Regions from separate parts of the Homo sapiens genome. Here region 1 is linked to region 2. The links are chromatin contacts, found by Hi-C or POLR2A ChIA-PET in ENCODE. All regions are on one chromosome and are shown on one strand. Each heading gives the region's core, a stretch centred on a gene start or an enhancer-like site at or near the end of the contact. The rest is flanking DNA. Distances are from core to core; before and after follow the strand shown. Region 1 holds the start of LINC01121 (long intergenic non-protein coding RNA 1121). Region 2 has its middle 86 kb from the start of LINC01121.

Region 1 (4,685 bases), core at 153-2,652, 86 kb before region 2:
GGCAACAGAGTCCCTGCTCCCTGACAACCCCATAGCACCAAAGACAGTCTTGGTTCTATCACAGTTTAGCTTATTCGCACTTGGATAGACCAGAAAGAAAACTTCTATATGAAATAAAATTATGTTGTAACTTTGCAGACCATTCATTCAGTAACGTTTATTGAGAGTCTACTACATATCAGACACTATTCTAGGCCTGTAGGGTACATCAATGAATTAAAAAATCCCTGCCATCATAGAACTTGCATTCCAATAGGTATGAACAGATAATAAATAGCAATCATAAAAAATAAAAACCGCATACAGAAAGCAAAAAAATGCCATAGAAAAAACAGAGCGGCCTAAGAGTGAAGGAAAATACTGAAGTCGGGGGTGGGTTACATGTTCAAGGAGGGTGTTTGGAGCAGGCCTTATACAGAAGGTAAGGTTTGAACATAAACTTGAGGGAAAAGAGGAAATTAGCCATGAGGGTATCCAGGAAACGTCATTCCAGGGAGAGGGAACAGCCAGTGCAAAGACCCCAAGGCACGAGTATGTCTGGCATGTTTAAGGAACAACAAGATAGCCGGAGTGGCTAGAGGGAAGTGAGCAATGAGGGAAGTAGAGGGGGGTGAGGTCAGAGAGATCACAGGGGCCAGATTCATATATGGCACTGCAGGCACTGTAAGGGTTTTAACTTTTTTATGTTCCTACTTCAGCAAATTAATAAAGATCAGCCTCTCTCCTTAGTCAAGCTAGAGTTCAAGAAATTCAACAAGAATTTCTTGAATTTGTATGCCAAGCCCTGAGCTCACATTAATGAGCAGAATATTCTCTGCCTTTACGAAGTGCAAGTTTGGATCCAAGTGTTGGCAGCAGCATGTGCAGAGGAAAGGGGTACAGGACCAGGGGTTAGGAGACCTGAATTCAAGGCCTGCCTTTCCACTTTACCTTGACCATTCACCAAACCCTGGCTTTCTGTCACTGGAGATAATTACTTATGCCCTGGTTACCTCCTAGGTCTCCTCTGTCCCTTCCCTTGGGTCAGGTAGATGGAGTCCTTGTTGTCATCTTTGCATGCTCACTGCTCTCCCTGTGACCTCATTGGCACTCACTTTGCCTGGTGAGAACCAGCGTCTGCCATTTATTCATATCTCTAGCATGAAAAACACATCCAGGGGTGTCTGCTTTGCAAAGGAAATTTACCCATTCCTTCTATTTCATGCCTTCCTGATCAGATAAAGCTGCATTTGGTGCTAACTTTTAAGTCAAGTATGCAAGACTCCAACCAACAATAACAAAGACAGGCCCACAGGTTGCTGAACCGGGTGAGCTTTTAAAATGCATTCAGAGAGTGTGAGGTTATTAATAAGGAGACAAATATCTCATTTCAGGCTACAAAGCAGACCCCACAGTGGGGCATGGAAATGCTGGGCCCTTCGAGGTTAGCTTAAACTGAAGAGAGGAACTTGGTTAGAATACAGACATCTCTGATGCTGTGTCCCGGATGTTGAGCTTCCAGCTCTGATGGCACGTTCTGTCAACTCAGCTCTGTTTTGAGTGGAACTGAACACTCAGTGATGGCTAAAAACAGCAGTTGACTAAACTAATTAAGCTACATGTAGACGGTGACGGAGGCGGAAAGATAGGCCGAGACAGGCCCTTTGGAAATTATCCTGAGCATTCTTCTTTTACAGGTGAGGACACCAAGGCCTGTGGGTCACATTGTGATTTTGTGATAATGATGAGACTGAAGTTTCAGTTTCCTGGTTCCCACTCCAATGTCATTTTCACCATGGGTACATTTGCCTCCTCTGGAGTCTCAGTGTTCTCAATGTCCTTTCCTATCTGTGTGACTATGGTCTCCTGGGCCCAGAACTAGCAGAATGGACACTTGGAGATTTTTGGGGGTACAGTGATGGAGATGGACTCTGTTGGTCACAGTGGAAAGGACATTAGCTAAGGAACCTGAAGACCTGGGTCCGAGGCCTGGCTCTGCACTTATTTCCTGAGTAACGTTTATTTTTTCGTCTGTTTTTTCAACTGTAAAACATGAAGTATAGTTAAGAGAATGTGTGCTAAGGAACTCTGAAAACTGAAACTACACATGCAGATTTTATGACCATTATTTTCCATCTCTCTTTCCCAGATTCCAACGTGGTGTTTGTGAGGTCATGGCTCTTAATTAGAGGTGAGGTCTTGGACCAGGGGATGTGAGAAAGCCGGCTGTCCTCAAATGGGCCCGACATGGGACCCTGGCCTTCATGGTCATCTACGCAGGGCTTCTTCTCCCGCTCACTCCCCACTCTCTATCACACCCCCAGCTTGACAGCCTCGCCAGCTTTCTCAGCAGTCCTCAGGTACTCCCCGCCTTCAAGTTTATCCTTATACCTGGAAATTTCTCTTCTTTTCTTGGGGGAACTCCTCCTTTCCTTTAACATGTTAGCATTCCTTCTTCACTAGGACTATTTCCTACTTCCCAGGACAAATTAGTTGCCATCTCCTCTGTGTGGTGGTGAAGAGAATGAACTCTAGAGCTAGACCATGTGGGTTGAAGTCCCAGCTCTGCCACTTACTAGGGGTTTGCCTTGGGCAGGTCATTTAGTCTCTCTGTCCCTCAGCTTCCTCACTGATAAAATGGGGATAATAAAAGAATCTATATCATAAGGTTATTCTGAAGAGTGAACAGTATAAGTTAAAGCATTTAGAACAATGCCTGATTCATGACATGTGCTATTTAAGTATTTTCTGCTATTATTATTAGAGTACTTAATATATCTTATGCAATATAATATAATAGATCACATATCTGCCTTCCCTACTCAGACTAATAGAGCCAGACGAGAGTCTTATTTTTCTGTTTTCTTAGTGCTTAACATCATGTCAGGAACATATTAGGTGCTCAATAAATGTTTGTTGGATAAATAATTGGGTACAGTGTACATGGTCAAGTGTGTGACATCATTCATGTCAACTTTTTCCCAGTAAATTTCGTGGGACAAACAGTCTATACCTCCGTGGCTTTGTATGAATCATTGTGGGATTTAAAAAACACTCAAGGCATTTTGTTTAAATAAATAACAAAAGAAAGTTGTCCTGGAATTTTAAACAGTAGAACTATAATATGAAAACAAGTGAAACTCATTTGGCAATAAATTACCACTTGGAGTAGTGGTCCCAGTTACACTGTTCTTGACATGGTTTCAAGAACAGAGTCAGGGCTGGGTTCTGTTTGAAGAGTAATTTTTAAAAAAGAAGATCCCCCCAGGTTGCTGGGATCATATGGTGTGATTCAGTACAACAAAGGGCTTAGACAAGTGGACACGGCCCCCAGAAGGGGACAGGCAAGCTAAGCAGATGCGGCGTGGGGGTGAGGTCACGGTGGAGTTGGGGTTATAATTTCCTGGAAGAAGTGGGTTTTAAGCCACTGGTTCCACTTCTGCTCTTAACCTAATTGCTGGGTACAATATCCTGAAACTGACACCTAGCACACTGCCCATCTGCCAATTTGGGTTTAGGGTGAGAGTACTATGGGGTAAACAACTATTATTTTCTTAATTTTCCTGTTAAGAATTATATTCTTATATATAATTATATTCTTTATTTTCCTATTATATTCTTAATTTTCTATTTCCAATTATTTTGTGAAATACAAGAAAAGACAATTCCGTCAAGGGATTGTAGGGCCAATTTCAACCACATTCTCTTTTACCAATAGTCACTGGTGAAGATAATAACCTAACAAATGATCACATTTGATGATATCTAGATATTGGCTAAGGCAATGATGTAAAGATATGTATTTATGAATATAATACGTACATGCATATTATATTGTATATGCATAAAGTGATATTAATATTTAAACAATTTAAATTAGGGATGGATAATCAAGCATGTCAACACACTCCCTTCCCCTATTTTATAACATGATTTTCAGGCCAATAGACACATGATAGGAGCCATCTGATGGGCTAGTAAATGGTATGGTAAACTGTCTGCAAAGATGATTGCCAACAATTCCTCCCCTCTCCGGATGTGCATGTTGGGCCTTCCGTTAAGAAGTGGAGTGTATCTCTCCTCCCCTTGAACCTGGCTGGCTTTGTGATTTGCTTTGGCCAGGAGAAGTCTGCTTGTAAGAGACCATTAAGAAGCCTGACAGCTCCCACTTTCACTCTCTTAGAGCCTTGAGCCACCAAGTGAGGAAGTCAGACCACCTTGCTGGAGAGGGGGCGTGATCAACCCCCTGCCATTCCAGCCTTCCTAGCCAAGGCACCAGACATGGGAGTGTGAAGCTGTCTTGGATCCTCCAGTACCAATCATGATCCCTCCTTAATAACACTTGGAAAGAGATGACCTGTCTCTCACATACCCTTTTCACATTTCACCACCATGAGTAACTGGTTGTTGTTTTGAGCCAGTACGATTTGGAACATTTTGTCACACGGCAAGGCATACCTGAAAAAGGGATAGTACTGATCTACACTAGTGTCTGAGATCTCTTCCTGTGTGGTCTCCTCTTTGGATCAGGATGGGCTGGGGACATTCTTGAGTGCCTGTCTCTCCCCGTTGTTCATGGCAGTCACTGCTAGTTGATCACAGCTCTCTTTCCCATTCAGCCCGATACTGGCTTAAACCTCACCACAGATCTCTAGACAATCACTGCTAAGCCGCTGAAGGAGGTTCTTGCCATTCTAGGATTAACC
Region 2 (4,101 bases), core at 280-2,779:
TGCATATCCCAGACACTGCGTACAAACTTTTAGGACTTGGGGTCACAGCACTTGTTCCCCTTCTCCGCCCGCTTCAGCGCTAGAGCCTGCAGAGATTTAGGGTCATGTGTGCGCGCCGGCCCACAACATACTACTAAGTGGCAATGGCCGGTTCCCAGACGCATCCAACATCCTTCAAGTTCGGTTTTCTGCTCCCTAACACACTCAGCCATTGGTGCAGCGGGAATCACTGGGCTCCGATTAGCACGCGGGACAGAGGCAGGCGGAATACTGTGAACCTCCGGTCTGCCCCCCTAAGCCCCTCATCTCCCCCATGACCCGCTAGCTAATCAGTGCAAATGCCGTAGGAGGCCAGGCCCGCAACTGGCATTCCAGAGAGCGCGGACCACCAGCCGAGCTTTAAATAAGTGCAGATGTGACAGGCAGGGGAGACCCAGGGAGGGCCGCCTCTCCCGCCCCGCACCTCCCTCCAGGCTCAGGCCGGTGCGCCGCAGGCAGCAGCCATGCACACAAGGCGCCCGCGGGCAGTAATGTTGCCCGGGACTGGGGCGCACACCAAGTGACTGCAAAGGGAACGGAGGCCCGCGAGTTCGAGGGCAGCGCTGGAATGGTGTGAGCCCCGTCACCCATCCCTTCCTTGGCCCTACGGCTTCTTCCTGAAGAGGCTGGGGGATAGCGGCCCATCCTCGCCTCCACCCGTCCGACCGTCGGGAAATCCCGAACCCGGCTGGCTGGAAAGCCGGGAAGGTCTGGCTCATCCGCCGCAAGGCCTAGCCCCACCGCCGACAGCCGGGAATCGCCCCCACCCCACACGGAAATGCACCTTTCCGGTTCCCAGCCCCGAGCTGGGAGCCGGGCGAGAGGGCGAGGTTGCAGGCGTCTCTGCCTGCGGGCGGCGGTGTGCGGTCCTGGGCGTGCGGGCCGCGGCGCGGGGACAGCTCAACTCCAGGACAGCGCCACGCGACCGCCACCGCGGGGTGGGGCCTGACCCGGGGCGAGAGACCGCCCTTGGAACCGCGACCCTCAGCCTCCGCTCTAGCCCGACTGCTGGCTCCGTATCTACAGGGCTGGTGGGAAAGCAGAGAGAAGGAGGAAACGGACCCTGGCGCGCCCCGGTGTTTCGTCTGCCCGGAGCTAGACTCCGACTGTCTTCACAACTACCATCCCCAACTACCCTACCTCGGGCGGCTCCACTCACTCCATACCGGCCCGGGTCTCCCAGCCCGCGCGGCCATTCTCGCCTACGGTCTCGCCCTCCAACCCGGGCTCAGCTTCGGGTCGGAGCAAACCCGCTTTCGCCCGTCCCCGCCCGTCTCCGCGGGTGCCATTCCGTTCGCCCAGAGGGTGGCGGGGTTCGGAGCTGCAGAACACTTGGCTGCTGCCCGCCGACCTCACCCCACCAGCCCCCCCGTCTCCCCGTCACCCCGGTTCCCCAGTCCGTGGCGCTTCCCTCCCTCCAGTCCGCGCGCCCGGCCGCCGCAGGAGCGGCTCCCCGCCTTAGCCCGCAGGCCGCGAGGTGCACGGCCCTCTCTACCGAGAAGCCTGACCGCCCCGGGCCTCCCCGTCGGCCTCCAGCGCCTACACCCGTTTCGGCGCCCACTCTTCGTTCTGCGCCCCTAGATGCCCATCGGCTGCGGGAGAGGCTCCCGGAAAGCTCGGTGGGGCCCCGCGCAGAGCCCGCCCGCCGGAGCCGCAATGCTGCCATGGTTTCCCCGCGCCACCAGCCAGGCAAGGCGCGGCGCGAAGGGCTCTGGGAGGAAGCCGTCGGCACCTGCGGGCACTGCACCCTCCACTCCCCGCCTGCCGTCCCCCGCCTGCCGTCCCCCGTCCGCAGCGCCCACAGCCACGTGCGCGGAGCGGAGCTGCTCCCGGCCGGGGGCAGCCCAGCCCCCGGCGCCTGAAGGGGCCGCCGCGCCCGCCCCGCACCTGCACCCTCCTCTCCCACTTGCCTTTCCATCTGCGCGCGGAAATGCCACGGGCTTAGAACAAACTTTTATTTTTTTTCAGCGACATTCACGAGAGAGACGAATAGGACACGGTCATCCGAGTGCCGAGGCGCGGAAGCGCGAACTGCCCGGAGCGACCTGGCTTGGCGCACAGACTCATTAACCAAGCCCGAGAGGAGGCAGCAATGCGTGTGCGGGAAAGGGAGCGGTTCTCAAAATACAAAGTGATAAAACAGCTTCCAGTTATATTGAAAAACGATGCAAACCCTCAATTCCTTTTTTTTTTTTTTGGACCTGGCCGGACCTGGAAATGCCGGTTATAAACAAGAATAAAAACTTGAATTTATTGGTGGAAGTCCTGTTAAAAGAGCTCAACACAAGCATATGAGACAAACTGCAAGGTGATGAGACGACCATGCTATACATTGAGGGGAGAGTCGAATGAATTTTTCTATTATTTTGTAAAGTGCAAAATTTAGCTAAACAAATTTAGCTAGTGCAAAATTTGCTGCAGGTTTCCCTACAGCAAACGATCTCAGATAATATGGTTACTTTCCTAATGTAAGAATTCTTGGTGATGTATCACCTAAAACAGCACTCACAAGATTTCTGATCATGTAACATAAACAGCAGGACATAACCAAGCTAAAGAGCTAAGTCTCCTTGTGTAAATACTTAATTCCATCATTCAAAAATAGTTGTTGGTTTGTATAGTAAATCTAAATCACCACAGGGCCAAACATAGCTGCCTTTTCATGAGTAGTATCTCAACTTTCCTCCAACCCCAAAGAAGACAAACTCAATGTCAGTATTTTGTTCTTTAGCGGGGAATAAATTGTTCTTTTCAGCCGCTTGAGGTGCTCCGGAATAAGATGTTCGAAGCGTTTCTGTAAGGATAGCCTGGCTGATGGTGCAGGTGTGGGCTGATTTAAATTACTCGCTTTTGTGTTTTTCCACAGGGTCAAATGTAGGCACTGATTTTAGGGAAGGCAGAGAAAGTAAGACTTCCTGAGTTAAAATGCCCATGTGCCCAGCCTCAGATAAAAAAGAGAATACAAACCTGACAAGGCATTAGCTGATGCATCAAATGATGTGCCTATCAGCATGCATGTCATCAATAAAAAAATTATTTAATATTTGCATTCAATTAGTCAAATGATTCCACCATTTTAAGAATTTTCACATATAAGAAATTAGTAAAATAATCAGTCAAATATTCTACACTCATTTAATGGTAAATTATCGAGCAGCAGTATCCTTATTTAATTTGTAGGTGTATTTAATAGGGAATTGGAGTGGTTAAAAATGGAGTGCAAGAATTTCAGTTAATTTTTCTAGACTAGTGGCAAATACTAACAAAATTACTCAAGCATTTTTTAAAAAAATCATTTTGGAACAAAAGACTAACTGTAGGAAACAAGATCAGAACAGACTTAAATTAACATCTGAAGACATTAAGGAACTGAGTATACGGTTTCTTAAATGACAAAAACTCTTAGTGGCCTTTTAAAATCTCTGCTAAAACACATAAAATGGGCTGCATTAAGATGGTTATTTTGTCTTAGGTAAGTAGAATTTCTTGTATACCATCATAAGAAACTAAAAGTGATGTTGGTTTTATTCCCTAAGTACCAGTAATTTAAATTCCCTGAATATAATTGATCTCATTATGTTGAATCATAGGACATAAAAGCTACTGGGGAATCTCTTTATATATAATTATGCAGATAAGTAGAAGTTTTTAAGTCACTAAAAACTAGACATATAAATTTTCTGAGTTGAAGGAGCGACTGTAAATCTATCTTATATAATTTTCTAGCCATCTTTTAGTATGAGATAAATTATAGCATATAAACATCCTTGGGATCAGTTTTATTATAAGGAAATTATTTTCTTTGCTGTCAGGGATGCCCATGAGGGCAAATTTTTATTATATTATTGAGAGCTGTTAAATTTGATGATTAAACAAATAACTCCAAACCACTTCTCAGAAAAGTTCTCAGACTATTAATAATATTTTACTTCTGAGAAATGCATTTAAAAATATAAAATTAGTGGCATTAATATTGAATTTTCATAACCAAGAATCTGTGCATAGAACAGGAAATATGTGCAAATAAAAAGTAAATATCGAGGTCCAGGTGGAGAAGGACAT

Evidence for each region. Hi-C counts contacts between places; a loop is a spot of excess contacts on that map. ChIA-PET counts read pairs that join two places held with the same protein, here RNA polymerase II (POLR2A). Pooled maps may share reads with other maps.
Region 1: a map of chondrocyte shows a loop between it and region 2 (2.1-fold over the local background). The contact joins the promoter of LINC01121 here to the enhancer-like site in region 2. A Hi-C loop is called at or near these places in 3 of 168 maps with a recorded cell type or tissue (ascending aorta, breast epithelium and chondrocyte) and 1 of 50 pooled maps. POLR2A ChIA-PET finds 5 or more read pairs at or near these places in 3 of 52 experiments (HEK293, MCF 10A and activated T-cell).

Annotation. Positions count from the first base shown.
Region 1 is chr2:45,251,658-45,256,342 of GRCh38, reverse strand. It overlaps LINC01121 (long intergenic non-protein coding RNA 1121), which reads left to right and starts at 1,402. Exons shown (of 6, transcript NR_033831.1): 1 at 1,402-1,676.
Region 2 is chr2:45,166,784-45,170,884 of GRCh38, reverse strand. No RefSeq gene overlaps it. Among named protein-coding and RNA genes, the nearest start is that of LINC01121, 86 kb to the left of the region's middle. RefSeq lists enhancers at 1-427, 1,293-1,793. Within about 2 kb of position 1,529, at least 8 of the 41 ENCODE cell types and tissues checked have a DNase peak (open chromatin) inside an H3K27ac peak, as active enhancers do; they include ascending aorta, where a contact is called at or near this core.